2 separate regions of the Homo sapiens genome follow, and region 1 is linked to region 2. A link is an interaction called in ENCODE POLR2A ChIA-PET data of the cell type or tissue named here. Cell type or tissue: endothelial cell of umbilical vein. All regions are shown on one strand. Links, peaks and the distances in the headings refer to the core of each region. The heading gives the core; the rest is flanking DNA.

The links. ChIA-PET counts read pairs that join two places held together with the same protein. Peaks named below come from ENCODE experiments on the same cell type or tissue, not always from the same donor. Only the 100,000 strongest peaks of a DNase experiment are listed, where the experiment ranks them.
Region 1: POLR2A ChIA-PET joins it to region 2 with 5 read pairs; 2 of 35 experiments call an interaction of 5 or more read pairs at or near these places.

Annotation. Positions count from the first base shown.
Region 1 is chr5:131,486,169-131,495,216 of GRCh38, reverse strand. It overlaps RAPGEF6 (Rap guanine nucleotide exchange factor 6), which reads left to right. Exons shown (of 28, transcript NM_016340.6): 14 at 2,432-2,635; 15 at 5,563-5,671. Among named protein-coding and RNA genes, the nearest start is that of RAPGEF6, 140 kb to the left of the region's middle. In endothelial cell of umbilical vein, for the core only: no CTCF peak of the experiment used is centred there; a DNase peak (open chromatin) is centred at 6,536.
Region 2 is chr5:131,716,327-131,728,167 of GRCh38, reverse strand. It overlaps FNIP1 (folliculin interacting protein 1), which reads left to right. Exons shown (of 18, transcript NM_133372.3): 4 at 8,751-8,851; 5 at 9,108-9,182; 6 at 11,512-11,603. Among named protein-coding and RNA genes, the nearest start is that of FNIP1, 75 kb to the left of the region's middle. In endothelial cell of umbilical vein, for the core only: no CTCF peak of the experiment used is centred there; a DNase peak (open chromatin) is centred at 7,227.

The DNA.
Region 1 (9,048 bases), core at 3,686-8,685, 230 kb after region 2:
TTCAAGCAATTCTCTCCTACCTCAACCTCCTGAGTAGATGGGACTTCAGACGCGCACCACCACGCCCAGCTAGGTTTTGTATTTTTAGCAGAGACAGGGTTTCACCAGATTGCCCAGGCTGGTCTCAAACTCCTGACCTCGTGATCCGCCCGCCTCGGCCTTCCAGAGTGCTGAGATTACAGGCGTCTGAGCCACGGCGCCTGGCCCAAATCTTCCATTTCTGTATTGACATTCTTATCTCTTAGTTACTCAGGCTTATAAACCTGGTGTTATATGTGTACCCTCAGTCTCTTTTTCTTGAATTCCCTGGCCAGGATTTCCAGTCAGTTGCTAAAGTCACCTAGGTCACTGATTTAGTCATACACATGTATGTTCACATATTTTCTTATGGTCTCTCTCAGCCATTTCTTTTTTACTCCCTAGTTTAGGACTTAATATATCTGATCTATTATAATCTGCTCACTGACCCTAGTTCTAGTTTCTCTTCTAGTTCATTCTGTGTGGCCAAAAGATTGCTTTTAAAACACACATGTGATGACTATTATTTTCTTTGTCAGTAATCTATACTTCCTACCAAAGCAGTTCCTCACCCATATATTCAGGTCCCTTGCCTACCTTTTTGCCCTTTTTCCTGTGTACCCTAGATTATAGCCAAATCAGACTATTTTATTTTCCAGTTCTGCATCCAGACCATGCTAGAATTTTCTTTTCCTCACCTATTGAAACTCTGTTTCACTATCAGTGCATATCCTAAATATCAAATCTATATTGACTTTCTAGGTTTCCTTTCTATATAGGATTCATCTGTTCTAAATGTACAGCACCTAAGATAATTCCCTCCAAGTCCACAGTAGCTGTTCGTGAATTCATTTTAAACTCCCTGTCAGATATAAAACTTTGAGCTGTGACTTGGTTGCCTCCTTCAAGCAACTTGAAATTTTAGGAAATAAGTAGTAATGCAGCATAGTGTTTTAGGAGTACAGCTCAAGCTCCACCATTTGCTAGATTTGTAAACTCAGACATTGCCTGATCTTATGCCTTAGTTGTGTTATTTGTAAAGATAGTAGTTCCTAGTTCATTGAGATTGTTGTAAGGATTATAATGAGCTGAGAGGCATAACAGTCTGTACACAAAACCTGTGACATAGCAAATGCTCAAGAGCTGTAATTAATTACTTACAGAGCATAAGTGGATTGAGTTGAATGAAGTGGGAAAAATTGGCAAATTTGGTCCCTTTCATTACCCCTTGGTTCCTATTGACTTCTCGGCAGCACATGTGCTCTATACAAAATGGGGAGAGTGAACAACACTGGGAACTTGATTAAAAGGTTATAGAGGTACTCCACTATCATTTGAGTCATCCTGTGTTGGCTTTGTAAATATTCAAGGGACATCAGAATGTGGGAAAAAAAGTCATGGGATTTTTTTTTCCAGTAATCAGTTAGCCATCAGGTATTCATTGCATTCTACTTTATACTCAAAGACATCAATGTAGGATCAGAACAGATGTAAGACTTGGTGTCTGCTTTAAAAAAAAAAAACTTTAGCTTTTTGTTATGGACATGAGATTTGCACATATTAACACTATTTGAGATAATTGAAACTGGAATTAGAACTGGTAGACTATTACTGAGTTTAAGGAAGAGCTAAAATAATACAAGAAGGAAGTCTTTTCTGGACGAGATGAAAACTTGAATGTTTCTTTGAACATTGGACAATATTTAAAAAGGTGGTTCAAGTTGTTCAAGGTTTTGAATAAAGGTTTTAAAAGATTCTGGTTTTATATAACAGCCAGGAGATAAGCAAGGTGGGAGTAGAGTGTGTATTAGGAAAAGTTTAAGAAATGATAAGTAGGTCGGGCGCGGTGGCTCATGCCTGTAATCCCAGCACTTTGGGAGGCCGAGACAGGCGGATCACGAGGTCAAGAGATCAAGACCATCGTGGCTAACATGGTGAAACCCTGTCTCTACCAAAAATACAAAAAATTAGCCGGGCATGGTGGCGGGCGCCTGTAGTCCCAGCTACTCGGGAGGCTGAGGCAGGAGAATGGCATGAACCCGGGAGGTGGAGCCTGCAGTGAGTCGAGATCGCGCCACTGTGCTCCAGCCTGGGCGACAGAGCGAGGCTCCGTCTCAAAAAAATAAATAAATAAATAAATAAATAAATAAATAAATGATAGGTAATTTTTTGTCATGTCTCTGTAAATGAGACATCACTTGGAAATCTACCTATGATAATTTAAAAGTCTTATAATCATATTTAGAAATCTTGTTGAGAGTGCTTTGGCGTGGGAGTGCCCCCTTCTTCAATTTTGTTTACCTCAGCTTATACATGTATATTTATAACTCTAATTCTAATAATTTTCGTTGACTTTTTAAAAACCTATAGGAATAGATACATTTATATACATTTATCCTTTTCTGCTTAACAGAAGATGAATGGTCATCTCCGGTTATTGAATATTGCCTGTGCTGCAAAGGCTAAGTGGAGACAGGTTGTGCTGCAAAAGGCTTCCCGCGAGTCCCCTCTACAATTCAGCCTTAATGGAGGGAGTGAGAAGGGATTTGGTATTTTTGTTGAAGGAGTAGAACCTGGTAGCAAAGCTGCTGATTCAGGACTGAAACGTGGTGATCAGGTAAGGAAATAACCAACCACTTATATTCAAGCCTTCTTAAAAGTATTATGCCTGCTGCTTTTGTTCTCATCTTCCAGAAAGCATGATCAGTTTAAGGAAATATTTTTCTGAGCCTTTTTTTAGAGGTAGTATCTGCATATGGTTTATTTTTAAAAGTATTTGTCATATATTTATTACTTTTAATGGAAAATTTGGTGTAGTATGGCCAGAAATAACATGGTCTACTGAGCTCTATCAACATGACCTCCTTTGAATGGGCCTGCCTATCCTTCATGGATTAGGAAACTGTATAAGCTGGCAACTTGAGAATACTCCAGAACGATCAATATATGAATTAGCACCCTTGCAGGTTTTGAAGAAGACAGCACTTCTACCTCATAGTACTCTCAAATGTAAGTGGCTGCAGATTACTGAAGGTTATGGTAATCATTAAATTATGTTCATATGGTAACATAACTATATCCATAAGCAAAGTGAGCCAAATGGGGGACTAGGAAAAAAGACACTCTTAGGAATTTGATGGTGATTTTTATTTTTTGGTATAGGCATTAGGTAAGTATAGAGCAGCCTATTCCAAATGTGATCTGCTGGCAACTTTGTTACATAAAAAATGTAATTCTCAGGCTTCTCTCAATCCTGTTAGTCATATTGCCCACATTCTTAAGCAATGATGTCTGAACATCTGTATTTTTAACAAAGCTCTCTAGATCAGTGGTCCCCAACCTTTTTGGCACCAGGGACCAGTTTTATGGAAGACAGTTTTTCCACGGACCAGGGAGTTGGGGCTGGGGTGATGGAGATGGTTTTTGGATGAAACTGATCCACCTCAGGTCATCAGGCATTCAGACATTAAATTTTCATAAGGAGTGCCCTAGATCCCTTGCATTTGCAGTTCTCAACAGGGTTCACACTCCTATGAGAATCTAATGTCACTGCTGATTTAACAGGAGGTGGAGGTCAGGCGGTAATGCTCACTGGCCCACTGCTCACCTCCTGCTGTGTGGCCCAGTTCCTAACAGGCCATGGGTCTGTGTCCTGGTGGTTGGGGACCCCTGCTCTAGATGATTCTCATGTACTTCAAAGGGTGGTTTCCCAAATCTGCCTGATCATCAGAATCATTTAGGAAACTTGCTTTCTCCCCATTTAAAATTTTGTTCTTTCATTTTAGAATGTGGCTTTATTTTAACGGAGCCATGTTATCATTTTTTAAAAATTATGAGCTCATTCATATTATGAAAGGTTCTACACTCTAGAACAGTGGTTCTCAACTAGTGGCAATGTCTGCAGATATTTTTTATTATTATGACTTGGGGATTATTACTGGCATGTTGGTGGACAGAGGCCGAGGATGCTGCTAAACAGCCTACAATTCCCAGGACAGCTTCCACAATAGAGTTTTCTGGGCCTGACCCCAGACTACTCATTAGGAATGTCTAATAGCTAGAATCCTGTAATCAGTATATTTATTGTTCAGTTATTTGTATCACAGACACATTTAATAATCTAATTCACACACACACACACACGTGAAATCATTCTTGAGAATGAAATTTATCATGCTTTTACTTCTTCCTTCAATCTTCCCAACTACTGTTGAAATGATCTGAGATTTTAGATCTACATTATTGTTACTTTTTAACATTATGTATCTTCTGTTTCAAGAAGGCTTTTGATGTTTGAGTTAAGTTTCATAAGCTTTTAAACAAGCATTTAGACATTTACACCTGCTTAACTGATTTCATTGATCACTTTTATTTCATTTGCACTGTATATCCCCATTATTTCAACTCATTTCACAGTTGTCTTTGGTACTTCTTTTAGTACTTTTTTAAGGAACAGATGGGTGATACAGTATTATATGTTCTTGCCTTCCTGAAGATACTTGTGTTCAATAGAGCGTAACATTTTTTTCCCACAGTGACTTTTCCCTCAGAATACTAAAGTCACAGAAAGTTATCACATCAACTTAATGTTGCCCAAGAGAAGTCCAAACTCTTTGCGCTTCTTTTGTAGGTACCTTTGGGTTATCTTCCCACAATGATGTTTATAGATTCTTTATTCTTTCTTCTTGGAACAAAGAAATTTCATTGGGATATGTTTTTAAAAATAGATCTCTTTTTATTATTTTTGCATGGTACTAGATGAGACATTTTAGTGCATAGATGCAAGTCTTTTTTCAACTCTGGGAATTTTACTTCTATGGAATTTTTTTTTCTTTCCCTAATATTTTTTCACTCTTTTTCTTATCCTTTAGAAATTTTTATGTTGATCCCCTAGATCTGCTCTCTGTTCTGACTAGTTTTTGCTCATTATATCTTTTTATCCTTTTCCCTTAGAATCAGTACTTCTTGAAATAAACTGCTTCTATGATTCTGAGGTATAGCCAAATTGGGGAAGCCCTCTTGTGAAGGGTCAGCAGTGTTTACCTGGAAGAAGAACCCATTTCAGTTGTGCTTCTTGCTGTTTGGCTGCCTGATTCAATCAGTGGCAGAAAATCATATTAAATATATTTAGAGTACTCCCTTTAAAAGAATTACCTCTCTTTGAAATTCAGTAAATTTACATTGAGAATATTTGACAAATTTGTATATACATTTGCAGGCAATAATTTTTATGAGCTGATCTGCCATGATTAAATGTTTTCCTTTGTAAACCATCTGGTGTGGGTATTTTTTAAATTTCCTCAGTATGATCCCAGAGGGCATTAACTGTCAAAAAAAAAAAAGTTTATAGTAAAGAATTTGGAAAATACAACAATATAGAGAAAAAGAAAAACAGTAGTCCAGCTTCTCACAGAGATAACTGTTGTTCACATAGGAGTACATTTTATTCAAGTTTCATTTTATTTATTCACTATTAAACTTTTAAGGTTGTAGGAGTAACTAATACTGTTCTGTATTAATTTGTATTTTTTAAATACTTTTAAGATTATGGAAGTAAATGGACAAAACTTTGAGAATATTACATTTATGAAAGCCGTTGAAATTTTGAGGAATAATACTCATCTTGCACTTACTGTGAAGACCAACATTTTTGGTGAGTTTTGTTGTAAAAATTGCCTGAACTCTTTCTTCTTAATTTGGTAATAGAAAAGTCATTACAGTGGAAGAAAAGATAGTAAAATATAAACATGTTTTTGTCTAAGCTCTTCAGCTAGTTTCAGAATCTTTAGTTTTGAACTATTATGTATTCTAGAATTTTCATTTTTCATTATGTTTTTAATTATTTTGATAGTAAGTTTTAAAATAGGTGTACAGCTACCTTCAGTTATTTATGAAATTCCTATGGAGCGTGTATTATGTACTCTGCTGGAGGGATACTGAATGAAATATAGAATGTCCGGAATAAAACTAAGAAGTCATAATCAGGCATTTTTTCCCCCAGCTAGTGTGCAAATTAGTCTACTTCTAATCTTTAAGCCAGCTTTCTGAAGTAATATGAATGCCAGATTAGCTGTTTTATGGAAATAAACTGAGTAAAGCATTGACTTAAGTACTTAGTGAATTACAGATTTCTAATAAGAGCATACTCTACCTTTGTGTGGAAAAATGATTACAGTGCCTCTGTTGTGTTTTTATCATGTTTATATTTAAATAAAACCAGTGACTAAGCTCATACTTTTAACCAAATCTACTGTGTGTTTTTTTAAACTTTTAGGAAAGATTTAATGTGATTTGATTGCCTTAGACACTTTAGGATTTTTCAGAAATTCTGAAAAGAGTAACAGTAAAAATCATACAGCAATTGAAATAACAAAGAAACTTTAAGAGTCCTTATGAAGTAGGGAGGAAAACAAATCTCTCTAGGTTTTTTAGGTTACAATTTGAGAAGTAAGAGTTGGCTTTAAAAGCTATGCCTACGGAAGGGAAGTGTGAGTTTTATTTTTTTCACTTTGGCTTTTTATATTGTGCTTAGTCATAATGAAAAATGAAACGTGGGGTTTTTCCTCTTTTTGAGTCCCTTTGACTGAATTACATCATGTTAAATCTGGTAAACTGTCAATTGGCAATTTAGTATTATATTACTTTAGCATAGAATAAGTAAGTAAGCCTTCAGAATTTTTTGATTTCCTGGAGTTTCGACTAATATCTAGAAATGCCAACTTTTAGGTTAAATGAAAGAGATTTCCAGTTTCGAAAAATAAGAAAGCAGGACTTGCTCTCTTACTTTGAGCAAATTATTTAGTCTTTCCAAGCTTCAGTTTCTCTAGCACTATTTCCTAGGTTTCTTCTAAGTATCTAATACCTTTAAACCTTTTGTACCCGTCACATAAAGATTACTAACTGGTATTAAATATTCTGAATAAAAATACAGAGATAGTGTGAACCCCCATGAACTCTGGGACACAGAAAAGTAGATCTGAAGGATGCAAAAGACAGAAGCCATACCCTCAGAACCCTTTGAGTAGTGGGAAAACAGTTGGCCAACAGAACCCTAGGTTGGATATAGCAGAGGGTAGAAGTTACATGGAGCTGCAAAGGGGGAACATAGCAGTCACCTCTTTCTTCCTTACCCTAGGAGGAAAGCAAAACACCAAGGAGAAAGCTAAATACCTCATGTTTAGATTTAGAAAATGCACCCAGAGAAGAAAACAGCTGGCAATCTCAGTTTACTCTCTTTCTATTCTGGAATTTTAATTTATCTATTAAATTACAAAGGAATATTTGTAAAATATTTGTAGAAATGGAGCATTTTACTCTAGATGTGGTGATGCCCCTAATAAAGCCCTAATAACTCTGGCATTACCATGAAATAGAGTTGAGCAGTTAGGTTGTCCTGTATCAAACTTACAGTGAGGACACCTACAAAAAGGAAACCTGTGACCAGAAGACATTGGTTCAGTGATACTGAGAGGTGAAGCCAGCTGGACTTCCTGGGTCAAGTAGGGACTCGGAGAACATTTCTGTCTAGCTAGAGATTGTAAACGCACCAATCAGCACTCTGTAAAAACACACCAATCAGCGCTCTGGGTCTAGGTAAAGGATTGTAAATGCACCAATCAGCACTCTGTGTCTAGCTAAAGGATTGTAAATGCACAATCAGCACTCTGTAAAAACGCACCAATCAGTGCTCTGTGTCTAGCTAAAGGATTGTAAATGCACCAATCAGCACTCTGTAAAATGGACCAATTAGCACTCTGTAAAATGGACCAATCAAGCACTCTGTAAAATGGACCAATCAGCAGGATGTGGGCAGGGACAAATAAGGGAATAAAAGCTGGCCACCCCAGCCAGCAGGGGCAAGCTGCCAGGGTCCCCTTCCACCCTCTGGAAGCTTTGTTCTTTCATTCTTCACAATAAATCTTGCTGCTGCTCACTCTTTGGGTCTGCACCACCTTTAAGAGCTGTAACACTCGCCGCGAAGGTCCGCGGCTTCATTCTTGAAGTCAGCAAGACCATGAACCCACCGGAAGGAAGAAACTCCGGACACATCTGAAGGAACAAACTCCAGACACACCATCTTTAAGAGCTGTAACACTCAACCGTGAAGGTCTGCATCTTCATTCTTGAAGTCAGCGAGACCAGGAACCCACCGGAAGGAACCAACTCTGGACACAATACTAGAACAAACCATTCTCAGTCCTTTTATTACTTAAAACTGACGATCAGGGATCACCAAGCATAAGGAGAATCAGGATCATTGAGAGGGTGTGGTAGAGACCTAATGAGTGATCTTATAGATTCTGGAGAAAATATTTAAAGGAGAGAAGAAAAACATTTCTAGGACGCTGCACAGAGCAATTTAAAAATTTATCCCTTGAGAGGCAGAGCTTGCAGTGAGCCGAGATTGCGCCACTGCACTCCCGCCTGGGGGACAGAGCGAGACTCTATCTCAAAAAAAAAAAAAAAAAAAAATTTATCCCTTGAAACAAGAACAGGATATTAGGAAAGAATAAACAACAATCATTGAGAAAGAAGTAACTCTTACAGACAAAAACATTTGTTTGAAAGAATAGATAATAAAGTTGAGAAAAATCTCCCATACTATGGAACAAAAAGACAAAGTAAAATTAAGCTCTATTCCAGGATATCTAAAAGAAAATGTAAGGAAGAAGATGTTTAGGAAATAATAGCAGAGAATATCCCAGAGTAAAAGAAGGATGTGACTCTCGTATTTCAAAGGCCTCACTATGAGCTGAGGAAAATGTATTAAACAAAACTTGTGTCAACTTTCTACTTCCAGTATTGACTGAAGACAACTTAAAAGAGCTAGACTAAATATGAAAAACTATAAACAAACATAACAATCCAAAAAGATAGTGAAAAACTCTGGATGTGTCAAAGCCTTTTCCCACTCCTGGGACCATATCCCAAAGTGATGTCTCTTTTTCCAGGGCCATTTTCCCATCCGTAGAATAAAACTGAGAGGAGCTCCTTGATAAACTTACAGGTTTGTAGTTTAGTGCCCACCAA
Region 2 (11,841 bases), core at 4,254-9,253:
AGAGCAACCCCAAGACACATAATCGTCAGATTCACCAAGGTTGAAATGAAGGAAAAAATGTTAAGGGCAGCCGGAGAGAAACATTGGGTTATACACAAAGGAAAGTCCATCAGACTAACAGTGGATCTCTCTGCAGAAACTCTAAAGCCAGAAGAGAGTGGGGGACCAATATTCAACGTTCTTAAAGAAAAGAATTTTCAACTCAGAATTTCATATCCAGCCAAACTAAGCTTCATAAGCGAAGGAGAAATGAAATCCTTTCCAGAGAAGCAAATGCTGAGAGACTTTGTCACCATCAGGCTTGCCTTACAAGAGCTCCTGAAGGAAGCACTAAATATGGCAAGGGAAAACGGTAACAGCCACTGCAAAAACATATGAAATTGTAAACACTGTTGACACTAAGAAGAAACAGCATGAACAAACAGGCAAAATAACCAGCTAGCATCATAATGACAGGATCAAATCCACACATAACAATATTAACCTTAAATATAAATGGGCTAAATGCCCCTGTTAAGAGACACAGACTGGCAAATTGGATAACGAGTCAAGACCCATGAGTGTGCTGTATTCAGGAGACCCATCTCATCTGCAAAGATACACATAGGCTCAAAATAAAAGGATAGAGGAATATTTACCAAGCAAATGGAAAGCAAAAAAAAGCAGGGGTAGCAATCCTAGTCTTTGATAAAACAGACTTTAAACCAGCAAAGATATTAAAGAAAAACAAAAAGACAAAGAAGGGCATTACATAATGGTAAAGGAATCAATGCAACAATAGGGATCAGTGTAACAAGAAGAGCTAACTATTGTAAGTATATATGCACCCAGTACAAGAGCACCCAGATTCATAAAGCAAGTTCTTAAAGACCTACAAAGAAACTGAGACTCCCACACAATAATAGTGGGAGACTTTAACACCCCACTGTCAATATTAGACTGATCAACGAGACAGAAAATTAACAAGGATGTTCAGGACTTGAACTCAGCTCTGGACCAAGCAGACCTAATAGACATCTGCAGAACTCTCCACCCCAAATAAACAGAATATACATTCTTCTCAGCAACACATCACACTTATTCTAAAATTGACCACATAATTGGAAGTAAAACACTCCTCAGCAAATGCAAAAGAATGGAAATCATAACAAACAGTCTCTCAGACCAAAGTGCAATCAAATTAGAATTCAGGATTAAGAAACTCACTCAAACTACACAACTACTTAGAAACTGAACAACCTGCTCCGGAATGACTACTGGGTAAATAACAAACTGAAGGCAGAAATAAATAAGTTTGAACAAAGACACACCATACCAGAATCTCTGAGACACAGCTAAAGCAGTGTTTAGAGGGAAATTTATAGCACTAAATGCCCACAGGAGAAAGTGGGAAAGATCTAAAATTGACACCCTAACATCATAATTAAAAGAACCAGAGAAGCAAAAGCAAACAAATTCAAAAGCTAGCAGAAGACAAGAAGTAACTAAGATGAGAGCAGAACTGAAGGAGATAGAGACACAAAAAACCCTTCAAAAAATCAATGAATCCAGGAGCTGGTTTTTTGAAAAGATTAACAAAATAGACCACTAGCCAGATTAATGAAGAAGAAAAGAGAAAAGAATCAAATAAACACAATAAGAAACGTGTTGATCCCACAGAAATACAAACTACTATCATAGTTTGTACACAAATAAACTAGAAAATCTAGAAGAAATGGATAAATTCCTGGACACATACACCATCCCAAGACTAAACCAGGAAGAAGTCAAATCCCTAAATAGACCAATAGCAAGTTCTGAAATTGAGGCAGTAATTAATGGCCTGCCAACCAAAAAAAAGTCCAGGACCAGACTGATTCACAGCCAAATTCTACCAGAGGTACAACGAGGAGCTGGTGCCATTCCTTCTGAAACTATTCCAATCAATAGAAAAAAAGGAAATCCTCCCTAACTCATTTTATGAGGCCAACATCATCCTGATACCAAAACCTAGCAGAGACACAACAAAAAAAGAAAATTTCAGGCCAGTATCCCTGATGAACATCAATGGGAAAATCCTCAATAAAATACTGGCAAACTGAATCCAGCAGCACACCAAAAAGCCTATCCACCACGATCAAGTCGCCTTTGTCCCTGGGATGCAAGGCTGGTTCAACATATGCAAATCAATAAATGTAATCCATCACATGAACAGAACCAATGACAAAAATCACATGATTATCTCAGATGCAGAAAAGGTCTTCGATAAAATTCAACACCCTATCATGCTAAAAACTCTCAATAAACTAGGTATTGATGGAATATATCTCAAAATAATAAGAGCTATTTATGACAAACCCATAGCCAGTATCATCCCGAATGGGCAAACGCTGGAAGCATTCCCTTTGAAAACCAGCACAAGATAAGGATATCCTCTCTCACCACTCCTATTCAACATAGTATTGGAAGTTCTGGCCAGGGCAATCAGGCAAGAGAAATAAATAAAGGGTATTCAAATAGGAAGAGAGGAAGTCAAATTGTTGCTGTTTGCAGATGACATGATTGTATATTTAGAAAACCCCATTGTCTCAGGCCAAAATCTCCTAAAGCTGTTAAGCAACTTCAGCAAAGTCTCAAGATACAAAATCAATGTGCAAAAATCACAAGCATTCCTATACACCAGTAATAGACAAACAGCCAAATCGTGAGTGAACTCCCATTCACAATTGCTACAAAGAAAATAAAGTACCTAGGAATCCAACTTACAAGGTATGTGAAGGACCTCTTCAAGGAGAACTACAAACCACTGCTCAAGGAAAAAGAGAGGATACAAACAAATGGAAGAACATTTCATGCTTATGGATAGGAAGAATCAGTATCGTGAAAATGGCTATCATGCCTATAGTAATTTATAGATTCAATGCTATCCCCATCAATCTACCATTGATTTTCTTCACAGAATTAGAAAAAACTACTTTAAATTTCATATGGAACCAAAAAAGAGCCTGTATAGCCAAGAAAATCCTAAGCCAAAAGAACAAAGCTGGAGGCATCACGCTACCTGACTTCAAACTATACCACAAGGCTACAGTAAGCAAAACAGCATGGTACTGGTACCAAAACAGATACATAGACCAGTGGAACAGAACAGAGGCCTCAGAAATAATGCCACACATCAACAACCATCTGATCTTTGACAAACCTGACAAAAACAAGCAATGGGGAAAGGATTCCCTATTTAATAAATGATGTTGGGAAAACTGGCTAGCCATATGCAGAAAACTGAAACTGGATTCCTTCCTTACACCTTATACAAAAATCAATTCAAGATGGATTAAAGACTTAAACGTAAGACCTAAAACCATAAAAACCCTAGAAGAAAACCTATGCAATACCATTCAGGACATAGGCATAGGCAAAGACTTTATGACTAAAACAGCAAAAGCAATGGCAACAAAAGCCAAAATTGACAAATGGGATCTAATTAAAGAGCTTCTGCACAGCAAAAGAAACTATCATCAGAGTCAACAGGCAACCTGCAGAATGGGAGAAAACTTTTGCAATTAGCCCATCTGACAAAGGGCTAATATCCAGAATCTATAAGGAACTAAACAAATTTACAAGAAACAAACAACCCCATCAAAAAGTAGGTGAAGGATACAAACAGACACTTCTCAAAAGAAGACATTTACACGGCCAACAAACATGAAAAAAAAGCTCTTTATCACTGGTCACCAGAGAAATGCAAATCAAAACCATGATGAGATAAGCATCTCAAGCCAGTTAGAATGGCAGTCATTAAAAAGTCAGGAAACAAAAGATGCTGGATAGGATGTGGAGAAATAGGAACACTTTTACACTGTTGGTGGGAGTGTAAATTAGTTCAACCATTATGGAAGACAGTGTGCCAATTCCTCCAGGATCTAGATCCAGAAATACCAGTTGACCCAGCAATCCCATTACTGGGTATGTACCCAAAGGATTATAAATCATTCTAGTATAAAGACACATGGATACATATGTTTATTGCAGCACTATTCACAATAGCAAAGACTTGGAACCAACCCAAATGTCCATCAATGATAGACTGGATAAAGAAAATGTGGCACATATACACTATGGAATACTGTGCAGCCATAAAAAAGGATGAGTTCGTGTCCTTTGCAGGGACATGGATGAAGCTGGAAACCATCATTCTCAGCAAAATAACACAAGAACAGAAAACCAGCACTGCATGTTCTCACTCATAAGTGGGAGTTGTACAGTGAAAACACATGGTCACAGGGAGGGAAACATCACACACCAGGACCTATTGGGGGGTGGGGGGCTAGGGGGAGGGATAGCATTAGGAAAAATACCTAATGTAGATGACAGGTTGATGGATGCAGCAAACCACCATGGCACTTTTATACCTATGTAACAAGCCTGCACATTCTGCACATGTATCCCAGAACTAAAAAGCATAATAATAATTTTTTTTAAATGTATATAATTTCAGGTAAGTGGAACATTGTCTTTGAGTTACACAGGGTTTAACAGATTATTAGCTTCCAGGAATGAGTACTTAGAATAGACCTTTTAAATAAGGCATTTTAAAATAGACAATAATGATAATAGCATCCTTTTAATTATAAGCTTCATTGTAGATTATGTCACATTAAAATACATACCTTGCCAGTCACATTCATGGTAACTATTTAGTATATGTTAGAACAGACAAAGAGAACCTTAGTAGTAAACTATATGGTGTCATAAAATTCACATAGCAATTTATTAATATTTTTACTGTATTTTGCTTTCTGGGGATTATTTTATTTGTATAATAGTAAAATCTATAAATAAATGCCTTGGTATTTAAATTTGTATAGCTTGCTTAATACAAGAAATAAGAAATTCAGTCAAAATAACAATGGAGTTAGACACATTATGGTAAAAATGAGCTTATAAGGGAAGGCTGCCATGTCTATCATTAGCCAGAAGTAATTTAGGTTGCCAAGTAATACTGGCATTGATTTTTTAAATAGCTATTTTATCATTAAAAAAATTTTCTGCTCCTTTTCTGAAATGTTGTTCTCAGTACCCAAGCCTCTATGTCTTAAAATAAAAATTTGATCTTAACCAAATCTCAAGAATAAATTAGTTGCTTTGTATATTAGTAACCTAGGTATGACAGAAATGACTTTTTTCTTAAAAATTAACTTTGTGGGCTGGGCGAGTTGGCTCACACCTGTAATCCCAGCACTTTGGGAGGCCAAGGTAGGTGGATCACGAGGTCAAGAGATTGTTATCATCCTGGCCAAAATGGTGAATCCCTGTCTCTACTAAAAATACAAAAATTAGCTGGGTATGGTGGTACGCACCTGTATTGCCAGCTACTCGGGATGCTGAGGCAGGAGAATTGCTTGAACCCAGGAGGCGGAGGTTGCAGTGAGCCGAGATTGTGCCATTGCACTCCAGCCTGGGCGACAAGAGCAAGACTTCATCTCAAAAAAATGTGAAACTGATATAAAAATAGCCATGTATTAAAAAATGTGTTGCTACTTGAAGGTGTCTTTTTAAAGAAAAGTACAAATATTTAAACGTGGATTATCTTAACCCTAATAATAGGACAATTTAAGATAGGTAGTAAAGAGATAAAGGAGTAAAAGAGTCACATGATAAAACGAAAAACAGTGTGCAGCTGTATATCCTGGTCTCCAGTTGTAAAATGGGGATTCTCTTCACTTTATGGTTATTAGAATTTTCCTAAATATTTTAGAAACCATTTATTTTTTGATTTTATATAATTGCATCAGTTAAGAATGGTATTGGGACACTCTCTAAACAGTGGCTTAAACAAATTAGGGGTTGCGTTGCTGACATACATGATAACCCTAAAAGTGTACTATCTAGGTATGATACTGGGCTTCCAGATACCCTCAGAGACCATGGTTCCCTTATCTTTCTACTTAGAGTTAGTGTGTACTTGTTGCATTGTTGTTATAATATGACATCTCCATCTGTAGTGACTTCCATTTACATCTTACTGACCAGGCCTGTGTCAAATGCATGTAAATGAATAGTTCTGAAAATTGCTACTTCAACCATAACACTGATCTTTTAAGTATAAAAATTATTCTAAATCTCCTATCTTCAAGTGAGGCTGTGAAATGAAATTTTTTTCATTTGTGCACATTACTGCCCTAAAACAAACTGGACTTCAAAAAATGAGGAAGAATTAGAGAATAGATACTTGGTAGGTAAAAAGTGATATTTGCCATGATATCTAAATAGTAACCAAATGGATAAGCTCAATCTTTAACTATTGTCTGACTCCTGTGAAGACAAAGAATAATGAAAGAGAATAACTTTTTAATCAGGAGGTTCTTTGGAAACAAGACATTATAATGTTTCAAGGAAGTCTTGCTCTGTCGCCCAGGCTGGAGTGCAATGGCGTGATCTCCACTCACTACAACCTCTGCCTCCTGGGCTCAAGCGATTCTCCTGCCTCAGCCTCCCGCGTAGCTGGGATTACAGGCATGCACCACCATGCCCAGCTAATTTTTTGTATTTTTAGCAGAGATGGGGTTTCACCATGTTGGCCAGGCTGGTCTTGAACTCCTGACCTTGTGATCCTCTCGCCTAAGCCTCCCAAAATGCTGGTATTACAAGCGTGATCCACCGCGCTAGCCTCAAGGAAGTCTTTAAAAAAAAAATTGTGGGAAGAACATGAGATCTACCCTCTTAAATTTTTAAGTGTACAATGAATTGTTTTCTACATGTACAGTGTTACACTATAGATTTCTAGAGCTTATTCAAATTGCTTGACTGAAATTTAATGCCATTGATTAGTAACTCCCCATTTCCCCCTCACCCCAGCCCCTGGTAACTACCATTCTACTCTTTGATTCTGTAAATTTGGCTATTTTAAATACCTCATATAAGTGGAGTATTTATCTTATCATGCAGTATTTATCTCTTTGTGACTGGCTTATTTCATTTAGCCTAACGTCCTTAAGATTCATCCGTGTTGCGTGTTGCAGAATTTTCTTCTTTTTGAAAACTGAATAGTGTTTCATTCTATGTATTTATTATATTTCATTTATCCATGCATCTGTCAGTGGACATTTAGGGTTATTTTCACATCTTGGCTATTGTGAATAGTGCTGTAATGAATATAGGAGTGCTAACATCTCTTTGAGATCCTGATTTTAATTATTTTGGAAAAATGCCCAGAAGTGGAATTGCCAGATCACATGGTAGTTCTATTTTTAATTTTTGGAGGACTTGCCATGTTGTTTTCCATAAGTACAATACCATTTTGCATTCCTACAACAATGTGCAAGGGCTCCAGTTTTCCCACATCCTCACCACTTGTTGTCTTTGCTTTTTTGATTATAGCCAACCTGACAGGTTTTGTGGTTTTGATTTACATTTCTCTGATTAGAAATGTTGAGCGTTTCTCCTGTATCAGTTGGTCATTTGTATGAATTCTTTGGAGAAATGTTTATTCAAGACCTTAATTGCGTTATTAGTTTTTACTATAGAGTTGTAGGGGTTTCTGGTACATTTTGAAGCCAAATCCCTTATCAGATACATGGTTTGCAAGTATTTTTTCCCATTCCATATTTTATCTTTTCCCATTCCATATTTTATCTTTTTGCCCTCTTGATTATTTTCTTTGCTGTGCAGAAACATTTTAGTTTGATGTAGTCCCACTTGTCTGTTTTTGCTGTTGTTACCTGTGCTTTGGGTGTCATATCTGTGAAATTATTGCTAAGACCAATGTCATCAAGCTTTTCTCCTGTTTTCTTCTGGGAGTTTTACAGTTTCAGGTCATACATGTAAGCCTTTAATCTATATTCAGTTGATTTTTGTGCATGATATAGGACACCAGTTTTATTCTTTCGCATGTGGATATCCAGTTTTCCAAGAAGCATTTGTTAAGGAGACTATCCTGTCCCCATTGTGTATTCTTAGCACCCTTCTTGAAGATAAGTTGACTGTATACATGTAGGTTTATTTCTGGGCTGTTTGTTCTGTTCCATTGGTCTATATGTCTGTCTTAATGTCAGTACCTTACTGTTTTCACTACTGTAGCTTTGTAGTATAATTTGAAATCAGGAAGTGTAATGCCCACCAGCTTTGTTCTTTTTCAAGGTTGATTTGGCTGCTGCTTCTTGAAGAAGAAGGTTGTGGTCTTCTGTGGTTTCATGTGAATTTTAATATGTTTTTCTGTTTTTGTAAAAAATGCCATTAGGATTTTCATAGGCATAGTATTGAAACTGTAGATCACAGATATGTCTTTACAGAAATACAAAATAGATATAAATTGCCCCATTTATGGATGCTTCTTATATACAACAGGAGTAGTAAAAATTATTCTGCATATTCTTTGAATTTCACTTATTATCTATCCTGGAGAAACATTGCATATGCATAAGATGTGGTTAAGAATGCCTGCTTTTGCATTATTGGTAATAGCAAAAATCTGGAAGTGACTTAAATGCCCGTGAGTAAAGGGAACTGGTCTGACAAACTGTAGTATTTTCATACAATAAAATATTGTACAGCTCTTAAAAGGAATTAGTCAAATTTATGTGTAACAACATGGTTACATCAAGAAAACATTTTAAAAGGAAGAAAATCGAGTTGCAGAACAGCGTATACAGTGTAGAAGTACAACTCTTAATGTAGAATAACTATATCAAGAATTTTTAATAAAAATCAACATATGAAATAGTCATAAGCTTTTAATTAACACAGTTTGTTAATATGTGGTTATTGTTTAGGGTTCTCGGTGCTCTTCTGATGCCAATATGCTTGGAGAGATGATGTTTGGCTCAGTAGCAATGAGCTACAAAGGATCCACCTTAAAAATTCATCAGATTCGGTGAGAGGTTTTCTGATTTTTTTTTAACGAGTCCCATTTTTAGATATTTTCGTTTTTTTAGAGAGAATTTTATATGATCTTCACTCAGATTGAGCTTGTCATACTCCATTTAACATGTTCTATGGTTTTAATGCTACTTCATGGCTCTTGCAGCTATGCTGTGAAACCTCTGTGACTTACACATTTTTATTTATAATAAATCCAAAAGGTCATTATATTTTAGTTTTGGTCTCTCTCTTTCTCTTTTTCTTCATAGTTCCCCTCCACAGCTCATGCTCAGCAAAGTGTTTACTGCTCGGACTGGCAGCAGTATTTGTGGGAGTCTCAATACGTAAGTGCTTATGGATACAGGGGGAAATGTATCACTTTAGATGTGCAAAGTATGAAAACTAACCAACTGCTTTTAGGACTGCAGCACAAGTTCAGATTTTCTGTCTTTCCTTAAGTTTAAAAGTTCATGGAAGCCAGATTTCACTCTTAATTGAGTTTAGTTGAGAAACATGAGATGTGGTTTCTGTTTCTGTGAATTGCTAGAAGCAGTATCTGGAAGTAGAATGTTGAATGGATTTCCGTCTTAGGGCAACATGCTGATTTTTCAGTTTTGCGGTACCACGCTGAGTTACCTGAGTTACCACAATCTGTAGGGTTGGTGCTCTTCAATTTTCAGATCCCCTACGAAATTAACCCTAAAGACAGGACTGACCTAGGTCAGCCATACTGATATTGCACATATACACTATATAATGATAGCCACCAGGGTATTACAAGCTATTAATGCAAAGATTAGAATAGTGAAGCTGAAACAAAGGCAGGCCTGGTGTCAGGATCATGGGCCATGTGCCAGAACCTAGTAAATTACTGGGGCTAAAGTTAGGCAGTGGAAGACCCCAGAGAGAGATTTTGCAGGTGCCATATCAGAGCAAGACTCATTGGCTAGTCAGAGCCCCTGGGGGTAACCCAAGGTCAAAGGCAGCAAGGAAGCTACTCCAGACTACAGAAATTCTGTAGAGCCCCCATTAATTGTTAATGCCTTAAAAAGACCTGTTTGGAAGAGTTTTATTAGCTAAGTTTCTAATACCTGTAACTCTTTGGAAGGAAAGTGGGAGGTAGTCTTTTTTTTTTTTTTTCGAGATGGAGCCTCACTGTGTCACCACGGTGGAGTGCAGTGGCGTGATCTCAGCTCACTGCAACCTCTGTCCTGGGTTCAAGCGATTCTCCTGACTCAGCCTCCAGAGTAGGTGGGACTACAGGCGCAGGCCACCACGCCCGGCTGACTTTTTTTTTTTTTTGTATTTTTAGTAGAGACAGGGTTTCACTATGTTGGCCAGGCTGGTGTCAAACTCCTGACCTCAAGTGATCTGCCTGCCTCGGCCTCCCAAAGTGCTGGGATTACAGGCATGAGCCACCATGCCCGGCCATGGGGGGTATCCTTTAAAATATTATGGATGCCTTAAAAAATATTGAAGCCAAAAATACTGATTTTTAAAAGTAGAAATTAGAGATCTACTAAAGTAGAAATTAAAGATTCCATGTTGGAATCACTGATGTTAGCCATAATCACCAGAGTTTTTTCACCTTTTCTAAGTTCTGATAATTCCTAAAATCTCTAGAAAGGATATTTTGCACTAAAAGCATAAAGTACTTTTATTTTTCTTATCCTGAAAGAGACACTAAAAGAAGTGATATAGGTTATTTGTAATATATTACAGTAAAGATAGTTTTTGGATATTTGCCTAATGATTTATTCTCCTCTTCTTCCTCCTAGCTTCCACCTCTCCCTAACAGATAATTAGAAAATATTTTTAGGTCTAAAATATGAGGGGAAACCTTGTTTGTAATCTAAATCAGGTTCAGCAACTTCTACTTTAAAGATCCAGATAGTAAATATTTTTTGGCGCAAAGACTTGGAACCAACCCAAATGTCCAACAGTGATAGACTGGATTAAGAAAATGTGGCGCATATACACCATGGACTACTATGCAGCCATAAAAAAGGATGAGTTCATGTCCTTTGTAGGGACATGGATGAAGCTGGAAACCGTCATTCTCAGCAAACTATCACAAGGACAAAAAACCAAACACCACATGTTCTCACTCATAGATGGGAGTTGAACAATGAGAACACATGGACACAGGAAGGGGGACATCACACACTGGGGCCTGTCGTGGGGTGGGGTGAGGGGGGAGGGATAGCATTAGGAGATATACCTAATGTAAATGACAAGTTAATGGGTGCAGCACACCAACATGGGACATGTATACATATGTAACAAACCTGCACATTGTGCACATGTACCCTAAAACTTAAAATATAATAATAAAAAAAAATATATATATATTTTTTTGGCTTTGTGAGCCAGACAATGGGTTGTAGTTTCTCAGCTCTGCTGTTGCAGCATCAAAGCATTCATACACAGTATATAAATGAATGGGCATGGCTGTGTTCCAATAAAACTTTATTTACAAAAAGAGGCAGCAGACTAGATCTGGCACTCCAGGCTATAGTTTACCAACCTCTGATTTAAATGATTATGTTAGTTAATTTGTAATGCTAATAGGAAGAAACTGTTTTTGCACTTAAAATTTCATCAGGATGTACAAAGAATTGTCCTTAAACCATAAAATGAATTTGGAATTAATTTTCTTCTCACCCTCCATAGGCTACAAGATAGTCTTGAATTCATCAATCAGGACAACAATACATTAAAGGCTGATAATAACACAGTTATTAATGGACTGCTTGGAAATATAGGTAAATGGTTCCTTTGATTTTATAAGTTTAAAAAATACTAGCAGGGTAACAAGTGTTTTTTGAAGTTATTCCTTAATAATGCAGATCTGTCATGATAACAAAGAATTTCAAATACTGTAAGTGGAAGAGGCATTTAAATTGCCAGTATGTATAACATTTATTTGGAAAACATATTTTTCATATATTTGAACACAATATTTATTTTGTATCTGATAAAGAGTACTGCTGTAGATATATC